Regions from separate parts of the Homo sapiens genome. Here all the other regions are linked to region 1. A link is a loop called in an ENCODE intact Hi-C map of the cell type or tissue named here. Cell type or tissue: PC-9. All regions are shown on one strand. Links, peaks and the distances in the headings refer to the core of each region. The heading gives the core; the rest is flanking DNA.

Region 1 (7,778 bases), core at 2,200-7,199:
GGCCTGAGGCTCATGTGAAAGGCCAGGAGTCTCCCCAGGCTGGCTGAGAGGGGCAGGAGGGGCCCTCAAAGCCACCCACGTCAGGCCCACTCCCCCAGGTGCCTCCACATCCCATGCCAGCCTATCCCATGGGAGTGTGCCCTGTGGATAGCCTCATTGCCAGGGCTGGGTTACCAGCAGGCTGCCAGACGCTGTGCACCTGCGGTTGTGAAACCTAAGAGGGCTTGGCCCGGTGCCAGGTGGCTGCTTTGCTGCGATCAAAATTGGCCTTCACACCCACTACTTTTCCTTTTCTCTGAGCCAGAATCGCCAACGTAGCAAGTTTTTAAATAAATGCAAGCAAAATACTGAGTCAAGCAACTCTGAAACTAAGATCAATTCATGTCCATATTTTGCAGAACCATTGTTCCAGACTTCTTTGTAGGGCAAGAGCCTTGGGACCCCTCTGGCGACTGGTCTATCTTCCCTGAGTGGCTGAAAACAAGAAATGCCCAGAAGATCGATAGGTGAGTTATCCGCAGACGTGGCCATGTGCACGTTGTGGCCCAGGGAGGTGAGAGCTGGGTGGGCTTCACCTTTCAGACACTACTCCTTACCTTGGGGTAGGACTTCTCCATGGCCAATGGAATCCTTCCCCTGGCACAAAGGAGAAAAAATTTTTTTTTGTTTTTGCTCTGTTGGAGCCCAGGCTGGAGAGCAGTGGCATGATCTCGGCTCACTGCAACCTGTGCTTCCCAGGTTCAAGCAATTCTCCTGCCTCAGCCTCCCGAGTAGCTGGGATTACAGGCGCCTGCCACCAGCCCGGCTAATTTTTGTATTTTTAGTAGAGACGGGGTTTCACCATGTTGGCCAGGCTGGTCTCAAGTGCTGGGATTTTTTTTGTAATTAAAATTTTTAGGCCGGGCATGGTGGCTCACACCCGTAATCCCAGCACTTTGGCAGGCTGAGGCTGGCTGATCACTTGAGATCAGGAGTTTGAGACCAGCCTGGCCAACATGGTGAAACCTGCCTCTACTAAAAATACAAAAAACAAACAAACAAACCAAAAACTTAGCTGGGTGTCATGACGCACGCCTGTAGTCCCAGCTACTTGGGAGGCTGAGGCATGAGAATTGCTTGAACCTGGGAGACGGAGATTGCAGTGAGCCAAGATGGCACCACTGCACTCCAGCCTGGGGGACAGAGCGAGACTCCATCTCAAAAAAAAAAGAAATTAATTAATTAAAAATTTTAAAATAAAATAGAGATGGGGTCTCACTATAGGCGTGAGCCACTGCACCCAGCGGGGATAGCATTCTTTATGTGATGATGATCAATATCAAACAATATTTTTATGAGCACCATCTATGAAAATAGAGATTTTAGTGCATCTGTCACCGAGTAGTGTACAGTTTACCTAATATATAGTTTTTTGGCCCTCACACCCTCCCACCCTCCCCCTTCTGAGTCTCCATAGTCCATTATATCACTCTATGTGCCTCTGTGAATCTACTCATAGCTTAGCTTCCACTTATAAGTGAGAACATACAGTATTTGGTTTTCCATTCCTGAGTTACTTCCCTTAGAGAAATGACCTCCAGCTCCATCCAAGTTGCTGCAAAAGATATTATTTTGTTCTTTCTTATGGCTGAGTATAGTCTATGGTGTATATAGGCCACATTTTCTTTATCCACTCATTGGTCAATGGGCGCTTCGGTTGCATATCTTTGCAATCGTGCTACAATAAACATACGTGTGCAGCCCACCTCCACTTTGGTACATTGCTTCTAGTTGAAAATGTATTCTGAGTTCCAAACAATCAGTTTGCACATGAATCATTTGCCAGACAAGGGCCACTATTCTTGGTCCCCTCATGGCTGAAATAGTCCTGATGGCGTTCCAAATTTGGCTTCACTGGGCGGCAGGGGGAGGAGACGAGCAATGCAGAGTGGGGAGTTTTGGGGAGAGAGTGAACGTGTGAAGTCAGAGAGTGTCTGGGCGTCTGCCCATAGTTATGGCTGCTCATGGGAGAGAGGAGAGAGGAGACTCTTCTCCTGGGAGACTCAGGGGACAGAGAAGACTGGGGCACTCTGCAGGGAGCAGATCATGGACTCGGGTCTTACGAACCGTGCTGTGGGCTGTGGCCTTCATCCCCAGGCTGTGGAAGACTGCTCAGCTCTCAGCTGGGAGTGAGGCAGTTGGACCTATGTTTTGGGAAGAGCCCAGCTTGCCTGCAGCTGTCAGGCAGTTGGAGGAGGGCTGGGCTTGGCAGGAAGATGTGCTGGGATGATGCATCAGTTGGGCCAGAGGTAGTAAGGGTGGAGCTCCCAAAAGAAGAAACCTTGGCAACTTCAAAAACAGTTGCTGATACAGCCCTGTTATCATCAGCACAGCTCTTTGAGGGGTTCACAAAATAAGCCTGATTCTTGAATATTTTTTCTTTCTGTTCTAGAGAGATCAGTGCTATCTTGAAGTATCTGAAACAACAGTGTCATGCCCAGAAAATTGGCATCGTGGGATTCTGCTGGGGTGGAACTGCTGTCCATCATTTGATGATGAAATACTCAGAATTCAGGGCAGGGGTGTCCGTCTATGGTAAATCTGCCTTGTGCATTTTTACTCCATGCAGAAGGGAGGGGTGGAAGAGTGACAACAATCACAAGCCTCCCCATCCAGTGTAACACAACCCCCAATAATGTGAAGACTGCCCATCTTATGGAAATGGGTTTTAAGAATCTGAAAATAGAGGTGGAGGTTTGTCATGCAGTTAACCAGAGGATGTCACCGGGAGTCAAGAGGTCTGGGTCCCAGTGGTGTGACTTTGGGAAAGCCACCTAATCTAAATTCTCCATTTCTTCACCTAGGATGAAGGGGATAGCTTTTTTTGTTTTTTTAATGTAATGATGATCAATATCACACAAGATTTTTATGAGCAACATCTATGAAAATATTTTTCTGGTGGTGGCTAATGCCTGTAATCCCAACACTTTGGGAGGCTTAGGCAGGCAGATCACTTGAGCTCAGGAGTTCGAGACCAGCCTGGACAACATGGCAAAACCCTGTCTCTACAAAAAATACAAAAATTAGCTGGGCGTGGTCACGTGCACCTGTAGTCCTAGCTACTCCGGAGGCTGAGGTGGGAAAATCGCTTGAGCCCAAGAAGGTCAAGGCTGCAGTGAGCCATGATCATGCCGCTGCACTCCAGCCTGGGTGACAGAGCAAGACCCTGTCTCAAAAAAAAAAAAAAAGAAAAAGAAAGAGAAAGAAAGAAAGAAAGACTGATTTTTCCAAGATACAAATTGCTCTAACTGTACACAAACATGCACACACACTAAGAAAGAAAGCAAAGGCAGCCAGATGCGATGACTCACGCCTGTAATCCTAGCACTTTGGGAGTCCAAGATGGGCAGATGGCTTGAGCCCAGGAGTTCGAGACCAGCCTAAGCAACATAGAGAGACCTTGTCTCTATAAAAAATTTTAAGGCTGGGCGTGGTGGCTCACGCCTATAATCCCAGCACTTTGGGAGGCCGAGGTGGGTGGCTCATGAGGTCAATAGTTCGAGACCAGCCTGGCCAATATGGTGAAACCCCGTCTCTACTAAAAATACAAAAATTAGCTGGGCGTGGTGGTGGGCGCCTGTAGTCCCAGATATTCAGGAGGCTGAGGCAGGAGAATCGCTTGAACCCGGGAGGTGGAGGTTGCTGTGAACCAAGATTGTGCCACTGCACTCCAACCCAGGCAACAGAGTGAGACTCTGTCAAAAGAAAAAGAAAAAAATTACTTGGGTGTACTGGCACATGCCTGTGGTCCCAGCCTCTCAGGAGGCTGAGGCAGGAGAATCACTTGAGCCCAGAAGTTTGAGGCTGCAGTGAGCTGTGAATGCACCACTGCACTCCAACCTGGATGACAGGGAGTGAGACCTTGTCTCTTAAAATAAAAAATAAAAAAAAAAAAGGAAAGAAAGCCAAGGAAAACACACTCTAAAATCGAAATAGCAATTTATACATTTTTGGCCAAAACAAACCAAAGTTACTACAGCAATGAAATAACATTATATCTGTATATAGAAACTGCTTGCTAAATTCATGATATAGAAGCATTCAGACCAATAGATAAACGAAAACAAAAAAGACACATAGGAAATATAGCCTTTAAAAATAATGCAGATGCTCCTCTACTTACAATGGGGCTAAGTCTTGATAAACCCATCATAAATGGAAAATATCTCAAGTCGAAAATGCATTTAATCCACCTCACCTACCAAGCATCATAGCCTCACCTGGCCGACCCGAAACACCTGCATCAGGCTACAGTTGGGCAAAATCATCTAACGCAAGGCCTATTTTATAATAAAGTCTTGAATGTCTCATGCAGTTTATTGAATTCTGTACTGAAAGTGAAAAACAGAATGGTTGTCTGGGTACTTGGGGAACAGTTTCTACTGAATGAGTGTCGCTTGTGCACCATTGTAAAGTCAAAAAATGAAAGTGGAACCATCGTTAGGCCTGGGACCATCTGAAGTGGATCATAAAGTTATACTAATGATTCCTTCTTGGGTTAATGGTTCCTCATTGTGGTATTTTCAACTACTTTTAGAGTTAAAAACGCCTTTAAATATTGACTTAGGACAACACAAAAGGACATAAACTCAAAAGGCAGTGGCCAGCTGCCTCTGGGAACAATGGAGCTGAGAGATGCTTTGTCCAGACCATGCTTTTGCGCGATTTAGCAAAAGGCGGTCGGGAGTGGATGCCTCCCCGGCGCCACCTTCTGGCCGCTGTTGTGTAGTGCGTGAGCTGCAGAGCGTGGCCGGGCTCAGGCCCAGGGATATCAAAAGAGGCCCATCCACATGAAGTAGCTTTGCTAGAGTGGGGAAGGGAGCGTGGTCACCTTTCCCGTGGCTCCCTGCCTCCTGAAGAGGAGTTACAGGTGAAGGAGGCTCTCTCTGTTACTTAGCTCTTCTGCTGCCAGCAGGAAGTGGAAAAAAGTTATGTTATTTACGTCTTCTTATCTTAAAATGGTTAACTTGCTGCAAATCTTTTACTTACTTATTTTCGCATAGAAGTGGACACACCCACAGGTTGTTTTCAGACAACCTGGGTCAGGCAGAGCATGCTTCTAATTTCAGAATTAATCTCGAATGAATGCTGAGATGAAAGATGAAAACTATTGTTATTATTTTTTGAGACAGCATCTTGTTCTGTCACCCAGGCTGGAGTGCAGTGGCACGATCTTGGCTCACTGAACCTCCACCTCCTGGGTCCAAGCAATTCTCCTGTCTCAGCCTCCTGAGTAGCTGGGGCTACAACACCCAGCTAATTTTGTATTTTTAGTAGAGACAAGGTTTTGCGTGGGTGGCCAGGCTGGTCTCGAACTCCTGACCTCAAGTGATCCACCCCGCCTTGGCCTCCCAAAGTGCTGGGATTACAGGTGTGAGCCACCTCGCCCGGCCAAAAACTGATTTTTATAGACTGACCTGCTAGGCCCAGGCAGTTTCACACTTCCACACTTCCACACTCGTGGTCTGGTGCGAGTCTAAATACCCACTCAAAAGACAGCTCCTCTTACCAACAAAACTACTCAGTGCATTCAAGCCAGAACCCGTGGGACTTGTGTAGACCTGAGAAACTTCTCAAGCGAAGGTTTGACATTGATCCTCTTTGTAAACGAAGGTACATCCCAGCGGGACATTCCTCAGGCTGCTCCGCATCTTTCCATACTAAGCAGCGGACGAGGTATCATTCAATTATTTAATGGCCTGATTCCCAGTCCATAAAGTGGGGAGGTAGACAGTAGGAGGATCTGACTAAATAAATTTCTCTTGTACTCTTATAATCCTCTTTTTTTTTTTTTTTCTGAGACGGAGTCTTGCTCTGTTGCCCAGAGCTGGAGTGCAATGGCATGATCTTGGCTCACTGCAACCTCCACCTCCCGGGTTCAAGCCATTCTCCTGCCTCAGCCTCCCGAGTAGCTGAGATTGCAGGCGCGTGCCACCACACCTAGCTAATTTTTGTATTTTTAGTAGAGACAGGGTTTCACCATGTTGGCCAGGCTAGTCTCGGACTCCTGACCTCATGATCCGCCCTCCTCGACCTCCCAAAGTGCTGGGATTACAGGCTTGAGTCACTGCGCCCAGGCTTTGGGTTTTTTGTTTGTTTGTTTTGTTTTGACGGGGTCTCACTTTGTTGCCCAAGCTGGAGTGCAGTGGCACAAACGGCTCACTGCAGCCTCAACTTTCCAGGCTCAAGCAATCCGCCCACCTTAGTCCCCGCAAGTAGCTGAGACTACAGGCATGCACCACCACACCCGGCTTATGTTTGTATTTTTTGTAGAGACAGGGTTTTGCGATGTTACCCAGGCTGCTCTCAAACTCCTGAGCCCAAGCCATCCACCTGCCTCAGCCTCTCGAAGTGCTGGGATTACAGGCGTGAGCCACCGCGCCCGGCCTTCTTTTACGCTAATCTTACAAGTGGGGCCACTTCTGTGGAATGGCTAAAAAAGAAAATAAAGTCCGCAAAGCAGAGATTTTACTTTGAAAAATCAAACCCAAATGTTGCAGTTTTCTGTGGCATGAGTGTGGGGATCATGCGGCATGGGTGTGGGGATCATGTGGCATGAGTGTGGGGATCAGACATCATGCCTCTGTGCTTGTTTTTCAGGCATTGTCAAGGATTCTGAAGACATTTACAATTTAAAGAACCCCACTTTGTTCATTTTTGCTGAAAATGATGTTGTGATTCCACTCAAGGACGTAAGTTGGCATCTTTTCTCTTCGTATTTATTTATTTGAGATGGAGTCTCGCTCTGTCGCCCAGGCTGGAATGCAGTGGCGCGATCTCGGCTCACTGCAACCTCCACCTCCCAGGTTCAAGCCATTCTTGTGCCTCAGCCTCCCGAGTAGCTGGGACTACAGGCGCCCACCACCGCACCTGGGTAATTTTTGTATTTTTAGTAGAGACGGGGTTTCACCATGTTGACCAGGCTGGTCTTGAACTCCTGACTTCAGGTGATCTGCCTGCCTTGGCCTCCCAAAGTGATGGGATTATGGGTGTGAGCCACCACGCCTGGCCTCATTTATATATTTAATAGCACGGTTTGACATTCTGCGGGGAGTGGGAAGTCTTGAAGGATGCATTTGTTGCTCCAAATATTTCCAACATTAACATTTTAAAGATGGGTTTTATTCAATTCCACTTATATAATTCCAGTGTGGAAGTATAACCTTCCCAAAACATGCTTAAGGAAATGTCTGAGGGAAGTATTCTCAGCATGGCCTGGTTACCTGGTGGAGAAACGGGACCTCTTGCCCCACCTCCATGCTAACCCACAAATTACAATAAAGTCTGTGACCTTAAAGACAAGGATTTATTAAACAAAGTCAGTTGATAAGGAAAAAGCAGAAGAAAAGTATGGTTCAAAAGCAGTCATTTAGCTGGGCGTGGTGGCTCATGCCTGTAATTCCAGAAACTCAGAAGGCTGAGGTGGGAGGATTGATTGAGGCTGAGAGTTTAAGACCAGGCTAGGCAGTCTAGCTAGATCCCTTCTCCACAAAAATATAAAAAAATTAGCTGGGATGGTGGCACACATCTGTAGTCCCAGCTATTTGGGAGCCTGAGGCAGGAAGATTGCCTGAGCACAGGAGTTGGAGGCTGCAGTGAGCCACGATTGTGCCACCGCACTCCAGCCTGGGTGACAGAGTGAGACCCTGACTCTTAAGAAAAAAAAGCAGTCATTTAGAAATTATTGTTATAATATTAGTAACTAATATATTAATGCAAGTGATTTCAAATAATAGATG
Region 2 (7,778 bases), core at 1,443-6,442, 81 kb before region 1:
CAGAGGCAGGAAAATCGCTTGAACCTGGGAGGTGGAGGTTGCAGCAAACCGAGATGACGCCACTGCACTCAAGCCTGGGCAACCAACGGAGCAAGACTCTATCTCAAAAAGAAACAAACAAACAAAAAACACTCCTGGGCTTAAGTGATCCTCCTGCCTCAGCCTCCCAGCTGGGACTACATGTGCACACCACCAGGCCCAGCTAAATTTTTCTTTATTTTTTGTAGAGGCAGGGTCTCTCTATCACCACGTTGCCCAGTCTGGTCTCAAACTCCTGGGCTCAAGCAATCCTCTGGTGTTGGCCTCCCAAACTGCCAGTATTATAGGTGTGAGCCAATGTGCCTGGCCAAGAAGTGATTAACCTTTTGATGCTTTAAGCTCCTGAGGTTTAGGGTAGTTTGTGACTACGACATAACTTAGCTGATCCTATTTTATACAGAATCTTAGCAGCTTTGCAAAAACATGAAGCAAGTACGACTATTACAAACATACAAAGTCAAAAAAAGAATAGCCTGTTTTGTATACTAGTTCCAATCCCACCACCCAAAACCTCAACAGAGTAACAAGGCCAAGGCTACAAAAAGAGTGAAGTCTACAAAGGGCTCAGCTTAAAGTCCTTTACTAAAAATTAAACCACCGAAGTAGGTTCTGTGGCAGATTGAGGCTCCCCCCCATCAGATTCGTATGCAGTAAAATTATGAATCTTGCTCAGGCCAAAGTAAAATCAATGCATCTTGCTTGTTATGAACGCAAACCTACTTAGAAACAATATGGCAAAGCTCTTCCTGGTTTTCAAAGGGAAATTTCTATTTAATCCTGTAGCAATTTTTGTTGCTGTATTTGAATACCTAATGTCTTTACACATGGATACCTTTTAAAGATTCCACCAAAGAGCTTGGCTCAATAAACAATAGTGGTTTTTTTAATTAAAAAAAAGCTTCAAGTCCTTAGTAATTTTTCAAATTCTTGTGGAGATTGCCCAGGAGATGGGAAAGAAAGAAAGAAAACCACCACCACTGTGGAAGTCAGCCCATTTCATCAAAGTTTTTCTAGCCAACAGTACAGTTCAATAATTTATCCTAAGTGCCTAGTATGAGGAAAAAAATAAAACTCTAAGTTTTGGGGTACATGTTATAACTCTTAAGCTATTATCTATCTTGAAAGTTCTTTGATGTAAGACTTCAAAATCTCTCCACTTACCTTCTGGTGTTAAATCAGTGATAATTTAATATACAAAGAATTATTTTTTATTACTAACAGACTTTAGATTTTAGAAGTCTTAGACTTACAGAAAATATGAAGAGAGTACAGAGTTCCCATATACCCAGCACACAATATCCCCTACTATTAACATCTTATTAGGATTTGTTACACTTTTGTTACACTTAACCAATATTGATACATTGTCATTAACTCAAATCCATGGTTTATTCTGATTTCCTTAGTCTTTACCTAACGTCCCTTTTCTGTTCTAGGATCTACATATATTTAGTTGTCATGTCTCCTTGGGCTCCTCTGGGCTCGGGCAGTCTCTCAGATTTTCCTTGTTTCTGACGACCTTGACAATTTTAAGGAGTACTGGTCAGGTACACTGTAGAATGTCTGTTTACTGGAAATTGCATGATTCATGAATAGACTGGGGCTATGGGTTTTGGGAAGGAAAAAAATCACATGAAGTGGCATCTTATATCATATCATATCATATCAAGGGATATGCCATCAACATGATTTGTAACTGTTGGAGGCCGAAAGACTGAGGGTCGTGATCAACTCAGTATACCACTGGAGGCTATAAGAGTGAACAGCAAACTGTTCTCATAAACGCAGAATGTTGGCAAACTGACAAACTGCCTATGCCACCCAGAAGGAATGCTGAAGGCAGTCACGCCCCAAGCTCAGTTTCTTGTGATTAGGTACATCTGAAGCCTGTTCGTAATAATATGAACGTGTGATCAATTAAGCAGCTGACCAGTCATTATCACCTCCCCCCTGCTCTTTCTACCCAATAAATTCTAAGGGCTGTGGAAGCTAGGCTGCTGCCTTTGCTCCCTAGAAGCAGGGAGCCCTCTTTTTCTTCCCCTTTTTTCTTCCTTTAAAAGTTTCTTTTGTCTTAATTTTTCATTTCTACATTTGTCCCCCTTCACTCAGTCTCATAATGACGGTCTCAAGTAGTAACAGCAGTAACTGTCATAGTGACAGTCTCAAGTAATAACCGTGGCACTATGCCACATGTAACTGTTAATGTTGACCTTGTTCATCTGGCTGAAGTAAACAAGGAATGTTTAATATGTAATTATCAATAAAATTTTTACAATTAGTAGCTACAATTATAGTAGACAATTTTGAAAATATATTAAAAATATTACTCAAAATGTCTGCAGATAACCTATATAGCCCAAAATAGGGAAGCGGCTATATAAATGGTGCACATTCACTATATGGAATGTATACAGTCCCTTAAAAATAGCAAATACAAGGCTGGGCGCAGTGGCTCATGCCTGTAATCCCAGCACTTTGGCAAGATGGATCACTTGAGTCCAGAAGTTCGAAACCAGCCTGGCCAACATGGCGAAACCCATCTCTACTAAAAATACAAAAACTAGCCAGGTATGGCAGCACACGCCTATAATCCCAGCTACTCAGGAGGCTGAGGTACAAGAATCATTTCAACCCAGGAGGCGGAGGTTGCAGTGAACCGAAATTGCGTGACTGCATTCCAGCCTGGGCAACAGACCAAAAAACAAAAAAAAAGTATATATATGTATATATAACTATTTGCTAATATGGAAAGAGATATAACATTTTTAAATGACCACACTCCCTTACTTCCAACTAGGTAAAAACACCATAGCCTAAAGAAGAAAATGCAAAAAAAAGACAGCCACTGTAATTGGTCAGACGAGAACATGGGTAATTTTTCTTCCTTTCTCGTCCCCAAGTAGATAGTGTTTAATTGCTACTTTTACAATTACAGGCAGAAAAAAATGTTTAACTGCTCAAATTTTACAAAAAATATTTCCTTTTTGAGGGTGAGCGTATACCCATACACAAACTATGTGGGTTTGGGAATTAGGCCTTGCAAACACAGTTTAAAAATTCCAATTCTCGGCCAGGTGCAGTGGCTCACGCCTGTAATCCCAGGAGGCTGAGGTGGGCGGATCACCTGAGGTCGGCAGTTCATGACCAACCTGACCAACATGGAGAAACCCCACCTCTACTAAAAATACAAAATTAGCCAGGTGTGGTGGCATATGCCTGTAATCCCAGCTACTCGGGAGGCTGAGGCAGGAGAATCGCTTGAACCCGGGAGGCGGAGGTTGCGGTGAGCCAAGATCGTGCCATTGTACTCCAGCCTGGGCAACAAGAGCGAAACTCTGTCTCAAAAATAATAATAATAATAATAATTCCAATTCTCTATGTACCCCAAAGTTTACTTATTTTAGCTCACCAGATTACTATCGTTACTAAATTAAAAATTCACCTGTACTGTTGCTCCTGGAAGCCTGAAAACTGCACTTTCTGGCCTCCTTGCCAACTAGGCTTAAGTTAGAGTCTGTCAATGAGAAGCACTTCTGTGAGATCAGAAGAAGCAGGGAGGCTGGGTGCAGTGGCTCACACCTGTAATCTCAGCACTTTGGGAGGCTGAGGTGGGTAGATCAACTGAGGTCAGGAGTTCAAGACCAGCTTGGCCAACATGGTGAAACCCCGTCTCTACTAAAAATACAAAATTAGCCGGGCGTGGTGGCATGTGCTTGTAATCCCAGCTACTCAGGAGGCTGAGGCAGGAGAATCGCTTGAACCTGGGTGGCAGAGGTTGCAGTCAGCCAAGATCGCACCATTGCACTCCAGCCTGGGCGACAAGAGCGAAACTCCATCTCAAAAATAAAAATAAAGAAGAAGCAGAGAAACAGCGAAACCATTTTCTACTTGTTTCTAAAAACCAGCAGTTGCAGCTAATGGCAGGTACTGCAGACTCCTGCTAACAGATACGCAAGTCATGGTGGAGATTCTGCCCAACAGCTGTGGGCAACATCAAGCTTCAGCAGCACAGGCAATGAATGATTCCAACAATTTCAGCAGTAATGAGCTAGTTATCCATGTATCCCCTTCTCAACTCCAAATTCTCCCTTTCAGTCCCTGTTCAGTGATAGGGATGCTAAGCTTTTCTTTTCTTTTCTTTTGGCTAGGGGCAGTTAAACTTTGCCAGTAGAGGGTGCTGGAGGGATATCTAAGAAGAAAGGGGTGTTTTCTAGCTCCTGCCACACTATCAGTAGTTTTGTTTTAATGAACACCTTCATACAGCCCTGCTGATGAGGACCCAACACACTCCAGGACTTGCACAGGTACACACAGTGATATCCCAACTCCCTCTGCATAACTGCCCATCAACCTTGGCTCACCTGTACCCGGAAGGTTGCTTTCTGCTCCCCAGAAGAAGTGGTGTACCACTTTACACTCCCACCAGCAGTATATGAAAATTCCAACTGCTCTACCTCCTTACAAACACTTGGTACGGTCAGTCATTCTATTACCATTTTAGCCACACTAATAGGTATGTAATGATATCTCACAGTAGTTTTAATTAACAATTTTATTCAGATATATGTCATAAAGTTCACCAATTTAAAGACTTCAATTGTTTTAAGTATATTTACAGTTACGCAACCATCACCATAATCTTTTAGAACATTATCATCATCCCAAAAGGAAACCCTGTAACTATTAGTGGATACTTCCTACTCCATCTGCTCTCCCCAGTTCCAGACAACCACTAATTTCTCTATATATAGATTTGCCTATTCTGGACATTTCACACAAATAGGATCATAGAAAATATGTTCTTTTGTGACTGGCTTATTTCACTTATCCTAATGTTTATGAGATTTATCCAAGTTGTACCATGCATCAGTACTTAATTCCTTTGAACTGCTGGGTAATATTCTATTTTACAAATAGATCACATTTATCTACTCATCAGTTGATGGACACTGGGTTGTTTCTATTTGGCTATTATAAATAATACTGCTAACTCATATACAGGTTTTTGTGTGAATATATTTTTTGAATTCTCTTGGGTATATGAAATTTCTGGGTCATATGGTTACTCAGCTTATCTTTTTGAGGAATTACCAAAATCAGTCACACTATCTTACATTCCTAGCGTAACAAATGAAGGTTCCAATTTTTCTACAATGCTCACCAACACTTACCTGTTCTTTCTGATTATAGCCATCCTAGCAGGTGTGAAGTGGTGTCTCATTATGGTTTTGACTAATGATGCTTAGCATATTTGCATATGCTTAATAGCCATGTACATGTATTTTTTAGTGAAGTGTCTATACAAATCTTTGGACCATTTTAAAAACTGAGTTATTGTTTTCTTATTACTGAGTTCTGAGAATTTTTTATATACTCCAAGCCCCTTATAAGATACATCTTCTGTATCCTGTCTTCATTCTGTTAAGTGTCTTTCTAATTTTGAAAGAAATTCTGAATTTTGATGCCATCTGATTTATCCACTTCTTTTATGGATCATGCTTTTGGAGTCATACCTAAGAGATCTTGGTCTAACCCAAGATTCCGAAGAATTTCTCCTATATTTTCCCCTAGAAGTTTCATAGTTTTAGGTTTTTCATTGAGGTCTAACAGCCCTTTGAGTTAATTTTGGTATATGGTACAAGCTATAGCTCAAAGTTCTTTTTTTTTTCCTACAGCTATTCAACTATTCCAGTGCCATTTGTTGAAAAACGATATCCTTTATATTTTATGCAATTGCTTTTGCACTTCTGTCCAAAAATCAACTGTCCATGTATGTGTGGATCTATTTCTGGACTCTATCCTACACTACCAGACAAATGGATTTTAATTTAACAGTTAATTTAATTTTTTAAGGTGACTGCCATGTTTTCAGATACGTTAAGAAACTACCACTTGTCAAGTTTTGACATAGTATCAAAGAACATACAAACATCTGAAAATATTCATCCCTTTTCAAGCTATAAATCTGTGTGATGCCGAGTTTTTATATACACTAACCAAAACACTTAACAAAGTGACTGCAAAGGGAGAGATGAGAATCCAATTGTCTTATAATAATCCAGATAACGTTATTTTTATTAACATATATTGAGTTTATTGTTACTTTTAAATATTCTAAATAATTTGTATTCATTCTTCATTTCTAATATGGTAAATATCTATCTTTACATATAAAACCCACATAAACAAAAGTCCTTTGGGTCCTCAATTTTAAGAATGTAAAGGGGTCTTGGGACAAAGCTTTGAAAACCACTACTCTAGCTACATCAATGCTCTTCAAACTGTTCCATTCAATAGAAATGCCTCTTGGCACTTTTCAAGGACTTGGAATGAAGAAATGAAACATGCAGAAAACATTGTTGCACAGGTCCTAGATACGTAGTAGACATGTACCCAATATTTGGTAAATGGGGAAGTAATCAAAAAAGACATGGAATCTCCAATATTCTATTTCAAAAGTGTTATAACAGAACTGCACCCTAAACAGGGTAAATTTGTGTGTAAATTATACTTTATTAACCTGATTCCATCTTTACAGAATACATTAAGAGGTGACAGAAGGGAAGGAGAGAGACAGGAAAGTAAAAAGTGTATTACAGCCAGGCACAGTGGCTCACACCTGTAATCCCAGCACTTTGGGAGGCCGAGGTGGGCGGATCACCTGAGGTCAGGAGTTCAAGACCAGCCTGACCAACATGGAGAAACCCCATCTCTACTAAAAATACAAAATTAGCCAGGTGTGGTGGTGCATGCCTGTAATCCCAGCTACTCGGGAGGCTGAGGCAGGAGAATCCCTTGAATCCAGGAGGCGGAGGTTGCCATGAGCCGAGATCGCGCCATTGCACTGCAGCCTAGGCAACAAGAGCTAAACTCCGTCTCAAAAAAAAAAAGATATTATAATGAAGTTAAGTTATAAAAAATAAGTGTACAGGGAATGCTTCAGTCTTCCAAGCCTTCAAGAATTCATGTCTATCATGGGCTGAATTGCACTGCCCCTCCCCCCGTAATTCACGTGTTGAAGCCCTAACCTGCATGTATACACAATGTAACTATATTTGGAGACAGGATCTTTAAAGAGGTAATTAAGTTAAAATGAGGTCCTTAGAGTAGGCCCTAATCCAATATGACTAGCGTCTTTAAAAAAAGAAGAGATTAGGACATAGAGGGACAACTACATGAAGACATACAGAGAGAAGACTACATGAAGACACAGAAGACAATCATCTACAAGCCAAGGAGAGAGACCTCAGAAGAAACCAGGCCTACCAACACCTTCATCTCAAACTTCTAGCCTCCAGAGTTGAGAAAACAAATTTCTCTTAAGCACCCAATCTGTAGTACTTTGTTACAGCAGCCCCTGCAAACTAAAACAATATCTAAAACTGAACTACTTATCTCTTTCCATTCCCATTTGAAATAATATAAAAATCAATCATTTTTAACTCCTCCTCCTTATATTACCTCTTCAATTACTATGTTCTATTAATTCTACCTTGGTCTATTTCTTCTTTTCCATTCTTTCCATTCCCTCTACCTTAATGTAACTCCTATATCTCATCTAGCCTACTGCAACAGCATTCTAAAATATAGTCTGAATTATTAAGTTTTCCCTTGGGGGGTTCTTACTTCCTATTCACTTTTCAAGAACTCTTTCTGTTCTAACTGTATTATACTAAAAATAAGTGATCTTCATAGTCTTACAGGACAGAAGTAAAACCCACTAAAGTAAGCCTGGCCTG
Region 3 (7,778 bases), core at 1,443-6,442, 140 kb before region 1:
AGCCCTGAACTCCTGGGTTCAAGCAATCCTCCTGCATCAGCCTGCAGGGCAGCTGAGATTACAGGTGTGCGCCACCACTCCCAGATAATTTATTTTTATTTTTTTTAGAGGTTGGGTCTCGCCATGTTGCTCAGACTGGTCTTCAATTCCTGGCTTCAAGCAACCTCCCACCTCAGCCTCCCAAGTAGCTACTGCACATGGCTAATATCTTTACTGTCTAAGAAGCAATGAGACTATTAGAAGTCAAACCAGTGGCAAAAGGTAAAGAAGGGCACACACACAAAGGGCTTCCAAAGGGCTGGAAAAGTTCTATTTCTTGACCTAGTAAGGTAACATACAAGTATACATGTTACACTGCAAGTTTGGTTGTGTGTTTTTTTTAAGCTCCTCTCTCACGGTTAAAGGGAGGACGGGGTCATTTCTGGCAGATGGATAAGACAAATGAAAATGTGGAGACAGTTATGGAGAGGACATTGTGTGTTTGATAAGAGGCCATTCCATGGTTGTTTAATCAAAACTCAGAGTATATGACATGGAGTGAGGTCAAACTGAAGCCCACATCAAAGCAAAAGGAGGAGCCTTGTAAACTATGCCAAAAGGTTGGACTGCATTAAAGGCCACAGAGGAACCAATGAAAAAAATGTTCACCAAAGAGGTACAATGAGATTCATTCTTTTGAAAGGTCATTGTGCCCAGTGTGGAGAAGGAATTAGTGATGGCAGGTTCAAGGCTGGGAAACCAGATAGGAAGGTGCCAAAGTTAGGGTAGGAGACGAATGACTCAACAAAAGTCAGGAGCAAAGGCTCCAGAGACGAGAGACCAGATTCTTCAGGGAAGAATGGGACACTTGGAGACCAGAGGGACATGGAGGACAGAATAAGGTGACATGGATAGCCTTCAAGGTTTCTGACTTATGCAATTTGTTGGATGATAATGTTTGCTGCTGAGAGACGGAATTCTGGAGAAGAAAAAGATTTGGGAAGGAAAAGTCTCTGCTTATAATTTTGAAAATATGTTGGGTTTAAGGAGCTATGAGGAGTCTTCACTACACAATCAACAAGACAGTGTATTTCAGTATAAACGTGTTGCCCATTAGCATCTCCTCTTTGGATCTTTTATGCCAAAGAATATTTCTTTAAAACTTAAATACAACAACACTGTTACTTAATTTTATATGATCACAGCACTTCTAGTCAGAAGAAGACAACCTGAAGGAAATCTGATCCTGCCTATTTTGTACAGCATGTAAATTTCAAGTTTTATCTTCTGGTAGAGAAAAGAACTGTATCAAAGAGCTTTATGATCCTCTAATCTTACCCAGAATAGTCAAATCTAAGAAAAGTGGTATTTTGAAATCATTGTCTTAGCTGGATTCACATTTACAAATAAAGCATATGGAGTGAGACATCCTTTTTACTAGGGGTAAAGAGAATGTCCAATGTTAATAAAAGTGCTCCTTCAAGGCTCCACAACCAGCATTACGTACCTAGTAAAGGAACAACACCAGAAGCTATGACATAAGGTACACACAGGGAAAGCAACAGCACAGAGATCACGGGAGCTGCCAGTTTACGAACAATATAGTGAAGGTCAATGTTCCGGATGCCATTTGCGTAAACCTGAAACATTACAAAAAGCAATTAGAACAAAGATACAAGACAAATTCCTCCAAGTTAATACAGCAATCTCCACACAACTGAATCTGCCAACCCAAAAATAGTCAAACTGGTTACTTCTTCTAAAGTCAAGGCAAATTCTGGTATATCAACATAAGCATAGTGCCCACGAGTTTCTGAAGAAATGTATTTACCCACTAACGCTCTGCAGTTAGCTCTGCTAAGTGATGAAATAAGACACTAATCTAGAATAATTTATACTCTACTTGCACTATACAATACCAGATGACATTCAGTGGTATTCATTCAAGACCACATTACTTGAAGTAACTTCATACATCTTATGAAAGAGATACGTAATATGTAATATTGTGTTATTATACAATATTGCATTCATTTTATCTGAGTATGATGAGAAAACACTGAAGCAGGAAGCGTTTCTGAAAAGCTTGCATAAATCAAATTTTAACAAATCAAAAGGTATTTAAAAATTTAGTATGAAAGAATTCTATAGTGAATATAAAAAAAGCAAGTCCAAGAATTACTAGAATATTTCCATCATCTTATCCAGAAAATTCTACAAGAGTAATGCAGAGGAAAGAATGGATGGAAATGGGAAAACCCTGGGAACAGAAAATTTAGATGGAGTGCAGACAGAAACAAGGCTTAGAAGGCTGTTATTTTCTTCTCCTCTTGCCTCACCAGCAGCACTTAAACCTCTCTTAGCTGTGACTGAATGTAGCATAACTCAACCCCATCACCTCGGAATTTGAATGGCAAACATGCTTAACCTTTTAAAGGCATGCTGCCATTCCCAAAGACACCTAGTTAACCCAAATGCATTTTAATCAATGAAGCAAGGCATCCCAGTGTTTCTCAACCATTTCCAACCATTTTTCTTAAATTTACAGAGACACACACGCACATACGCAAGAGAAAACAATGAATAAGATAACAAATTATTTAGAAGATCAATGATGTTCCACAGCCTCCAGTATGAATAAATCCCATCTCCATGCTCCTTTTTCAAGGGCCAGAGGCTAACCTGGCCATTCTAGAGTGTACTGGCCTGCACTCTGATCCTGAAGGGATATGAAGCCAGAAGCCCCCAATCCATCACACTCCTGGTGGACTTCAGAATTAGCCCATACTTTAGAGACACACACAAACACACTGCAATTTGCTGGCTCCCTAACCCCCCTACTCCTAAGAATCAAAATCTTGAAATACAGGCACTTTTTGAACAGATTTTCTTGAGCATGCTTGGCTAACTACTGTCTTTACTTCTCATACAGCAAAAAGAGGTGTACTTTACTGCTGCAGAACTGTTATGTCTTACTTATGTGGCACTGGCCTAAGGATAAGAGGGGTCCCCACAAGTACATTTGCCATATAGCTAAAGCGTAAAGTAGCAGCAAAATCTGTTATGTTGGCCATTTTGGATAGAAATTTTCCTTAAATGAATTACCATACTTTCTAGTCTTATTATCGGAGTGCTAAAGCACAGTCTACCTTTTCCAAGGTATTCCCACAACAATCAAATTATCTGGCAGTTCTGTAATACAATAATAGTCTTAGGTACTATGTAGCTAGATGAAGCCAAAACAGCTCTCCTTTTGTAATGTTTTTTCCTCTGTCTTCTTTTATTACCTCGAGCAATAACCTTTCCCCCACTCCAAATCTACTACAGGCTTAGAAACATTAATATCAACCTTCACCAGAAAAAAAGCACGTATTTTCATTTTTGTCTCCACTATGAACAGGGTTCTAGATACCGTAAGCTACTGGTTAACCTTCAGATAAAGGATGGCTTAAACGTGGTTGATGAAAATTCATGGGAGTATAGAAAACCACAATATGCCACCCTAAAAATATGCCTCTTAGGCATAAGGATTGTTTTGAGTTGAATGCAACTGAGAAAGAATAGATGCAGGAAAACTTTCCGTCCTCCCTCTATTGCCTAGAAGCAGAATATAAATGTATAAAGACAAAAGGTAGCCCACCCCACTTCCCTACACCATGAAGGACAAAGATTACCCACTGAAGAGAGCTTTGGGCCTTTCTGGGCCTCTAGATGGCACCAGAGGAATCAACACTGCCAAGCTTTACTAAGGAGCCGCATCTGCCAATTTTTTGCTTCCCCTCACTTGCCACCCCTAGAGACTCAAAGTCCTTTTCCTTCATCTTGTCACTTCTCTAAAAATTTATTATTCTTTGTTGAAGATTCGTTGGAATTCAAAGCCACCTCTTTGAAATTACTCATTCCCTGGGTATCTCCATGTATATATGAAATATGTACTTTAATAAACTTTTGTTTTTCTGTTGTCTTTTATTAAAGGGTTCCATTTTAACTAAAAAAAACAAGGGTTGAGAACAAATTATTTTCCTCCCCTACAGTGGTAAAACTAAACTGCTGTCTTTAAAAAAAAAAAAAAAGGTTATATATGCCCATCAAAAAAAATGTAGAAAACTCAGCAAGGTAGGAAGATAAGAAATAAGAGTTATAGCTGCCAAACATAAACACAACCAATTCCAGAATGTCTTTCTCTGAAAACTGATTTTGCTTACCTGTTCAATTACAGTTTTCAACCACCACTGAGGACCCATCAATGTTATAGCTGCAATGATTTTGGCATGCAGGACTCCAAGTGCCCAGTCCTAGGGAATTAAAAACCATTTAACATATTTCTGTTGTTTTTTAACAATAAACACAGCAGAGAGGCTGTATAATTTTCTTACATTATTTCACATCAAAATAGAAGTTCTATAGGATTGGCAACAATTTTACAAAAGACTAACGTACTGAAAACCCAGAGAATTTTTTTTCTTCAACAGCTCAAATTCAATGTTTCCATCAAAAATTGTTCTTCTATCTTTTAAAAATCTATATTGTTTTCCCAAGAGTTAGAGAAAGTCTGGTCATTAATGGATATCTCAAAAAGCAAATAAAATAAATGCCAAGATTTTATTTCAAACTATCTTTAGGCTATTTCATTGGTTTCAAGTGAGCTGATTTATGTCAAATTAAGACTGTGGAGCAAAGTTTGGCCTAAGAAACCATTCTAAAGGCTCACAGATAGCTTCTAGCTTGAAGCATTTGTGGTTCTACTGGGGAACTGTTACTAGGTTCCTCCTCATGGTGCAACGGACTCTTGGCCTGCCCACCCTCCAGCTCTCCACCAGACAGAGTGATGACTACTTCCTCCCTCCCCACAGCCCCCTTCCCCACCACCACCAAGTATCTCTTTAAATGCAAATCAGATCATGAACGTAACTTCCCTGCTTAACAACCCTGAAGTCCTTAGCAAGGCACACAAAACCCTTTATAACCTGGTCTCTATCTAGCTTATTTAAAACAACAACAACAAAAAACGGTATTAAAAAAAAAAAAAGAAACCACATGTAACATTTAGACTGATTCTTACATAAAACCAAAATCTTTACAGAAAAGACGGGAGTCCTCTGTGATCACTACCTTAAATCCTGATCCCTCCCCAGCAATAACCACTATTAGCTTTTGGTACATACCATCCATGTTTTTCCCCATGCATTCAGCTGCATCTATACATCTATATCCCATAGAAAGTATGTAGTATCATTTTCATATGGACTTTGCTCAGATTGTTAATTCTCCTCTTCACTGTCTACCATCTTGAGGCCAATGTTCCCATTTCTTTACTGGTTTGATTGGTTATTCTAAGGATCTTCTTCAAATGGGGTGAGAGGTTGATACATACACTGAATTCTTGAATACCCTCAAATATCAATCTTCACCCTGATAGGTGAACAGCTAAATGATTTTTTGTCTGGGTAGAGGAAGCTTGGCTTTTGTCCCTTTTACCCAGTCGTCTATAAATTCTCTGATCTTATGGTTTTCAGTGCTACAGAAAAAAAGTCCAATGACAATGCAGTTTTTTGAAGCTTGTTTTGATTTCCCCGTGTCTAATAAGATATACCCAATTACGTGTTTTTATCTTGGATCTCAATCTTACCAAATCTCATGAGCCCCTTCAAACTACAGAATCAGATCTTTCTTCAATTCAGTTAAATTTTCTCCTGTTTTTGTATCAATGCTGCCTCACATTTGTTCCTTCTGGAACCCCCGTTATCAGTACGCTAAGTCTCCTAGATGTTTCCTCCAAAACATTTCTCTTTCTCAATTTCCTCTTCCGTTTTGCCCAGTGCTTTGCATTCATCTTCCAAGCCTCCAAGCCAAGCCCAGTGGTGACTGTCCACATCTTTTTTCACTACTAGATTTGTCTGAAATCTATGTCATACAGCTCCACAACAACTGCGTTCTGCTTTAGAGCTGCTGTTTGTATGTGCGTGTGAACATACTGCACTCGGCGTCCGTGTATTTCCTCTTCTCTCTGGAAGCTCATGGCTCTGCAAGCAGTGCTGTCAAACTGGCATGTGTTCTGACTGCTCTGCCTTAACTTCCTTTCTGCGGCTGCTAAGCCTCCTGCATATAAAGCACTTGTTATAATTTCCTCTGCAGCCTCAAGGAGGCTTGGGCCTGGCTGAGAATATCCTAAAGGGCTTCAAAAGGATCTTTTACGTCTTCAGACCTTTGGGATAGCCCTCCAACAGTCTCCTACTGAGGAACATGAAGAAAGCCTCCCTGCTTTTTCTCACAGGCAGGGAAGATGCAACAACCCACCAATTCAGCTTTCTCTTGGCCTTCTGGGAGTCCAGCAGACACCCAAATGAGATTAATGTTTACCCAAGGAGGTCCAAGATCACTGTGATTCGCGTTCTCCAAAAACCCACTGCTTTGCAGTCCTCTCCTGCCAGACAGGACACACCACACTAGCTGCTCTGCTAGAATTCCAACTGGCCCACTATCCCACGGAGCTGCAGCCACTTGCTGCAGGAAAGGCAAGTAGCTTAAAGTCATGAATTAAGAAAAAGCAAACTGTTCCTTCAAAAACTTGGGGGTTTAATGCAAAACATTAAGGATAGCACGCTGCACATTATCTGTCTACAGCTTGTGCTTTCCCCCAACTCAGAAACACGTCTGGGAGCTATCGATATCAAAACAAATATCTCTACTTCATTTTTTCAATTGCTGCATTGATATTCCACATTTTATTTGGGCATTCTCTATTGGTGGACATCTAGATCACTTCTCATTTTTTGCTATAAAAAATGATGTATTTGCAGAAACAGCCTTGCTCATGCCTCACAGTAGATTCTGAAAAGCCAAACTGCTGAGTCATAATATATAAGCATTTTTAAACTTTGATAGTACCAAAGAATTCTCTAAGGTGATGATGATTTCAGAAGTAATGCTGAGTACTGTAAAGACCACCAAAAATACAAGTATAACTAGAACAAGTTGCATTTATTACTCATTGCAGCAAGGGAGTAACACATCATGGAGAACTTGGGGCCCCTCAGTAAGAGTGCTAGAAAGGGGTTATTACAGGATTTCAGCTTATGTTAGGGATTTGGGGGAGGATTTAAGAAGCAGGAATTTGGTCTGTATCAGATGCTATTAGAAAGCAGAGTAATCTGTGAATGGTTATCTTAATAAATAAATCTTATCTAGAAAAAGTGGCAGAAGCTAAAACTGTAATTGGTAATGAGGCAGTAACCAATCATGTTAGCCAGTAAAGGGGAATGTTTGGTCATTTCTGTGGTTTGAATAATGCTCCTGTTCTGTCTGTGTTCAGACATGATTGCAGAGGGTCTTGCTTTTGTCTTCCTCTATCTTGATCACAGAGTGACAGTGTATGATGTTGATGTTCTGTCAAATTGTTTATGTCCAACAGGAGAACACTAAGGCCTGGCTAACAGTGCCAAGATGGCTCCTTGATGCCACGGGATGCTCTGGCCTTTTCCAGGGCTCATGCTGCGTAACATTAAAAGGCAGATAGTATCTGTTTGTCCCATTTGCAGCAGTACTTTGCTTGATCACTGACTGGGTTAGGGTATTGTCAGCCTGACCCCTCCACTAGTTGTGTGTTTCCCTTTGAGCCATAAAGTAATCCATAAGGTGACACTTTGCCACCATTCAAATAACCACTTTCACACTGCAATGTAACATACCTGCAAATTATTTTCCCATCATGTGGTAGGGGGTCTATGTCCTCTTCCCTTGAATCTTAGCCAACATTTGTTACTTGCTTATACCCAGTAAAATGTACTGAAAAGTGATGT

The links. Peaks named below come from ENCODE experiments on the same cell type or tissue, not always from the same donor. Only the 100,000 strongest peaks of a DNase experiment are listed, where the experiment ranks them.
Region 2: it touches region 1 in a loop (9-fold over the local background); 50 of 110 quality-filtered maps call a loop at or near these places.
Region 3: it touches region 1 in a loop (5-fold over the local background); 88 of 110 quality-filtered maps call a loop at or near these places.

What each region holds. Positions count from the first base shown.
Region 1 is chr5:10,281,150-10,288,927 of GRCh38, reverse strand. CMBL (carboxymethylenebutenolidase homolog) reads left to right here. Exons shown (of 6, transcript NM_138809.4): 3 at 399-506; 4 at 2,432-2,574; 5 at 6,640-6,731. Among named protein-coding and RNA genes, the nearest start is that of CMBL, 23 kb to the left of the region's middle. RefSeq lists an enhancer at 4,501-4,630 and a silencer at 4,731-4,800. In PC-9, for the core only: CTCF peaks have their summits at 4,526 and 4,738 (motif pointing left); a DNase peak (open chromatin) is centred at 4,747.
Region 2 is chr5:10,360,921-10,368,698 of GRCh38, reverse strand. All of the region lies in intron 1 of MARCHF6 (membrane associated ring-CH-type finger 6), which reads right to left. Among named protein-coding and RNA genes, the nearest start is that of MARCHF6-DT, 11 kb to the right of the region's middle. In PC-9, for the core only: a CTCF peak has its summit at 4,156; a DNase peak (open chromatin) is centred at 1,878; H3K27ac peaks cover 1,208 bases.
Region 3 is chr5:10,420,231-10,428,008 of GRCh38, reverse strand. MARCHF6 (membrane associated ring-CH-type finger 6) reads right to left here. Exons shown (of 26, transcript NM_005885.4): 23 at 4,185-4,274; 24 at 1,487-1,619. Among named protein-coding and RNA genes, the nearest start is that of ROPN1L-AS1, 18 kb to the left of the region's middle. RefSeq lists an enhancer at 5,978-7,177. In PC-9, for the core only: a CTCF peak has its summit at 3,708 (motif pointing right); no DNase peak of the experiment used is centred there; H3K27ac peaks cover 1,286 bases.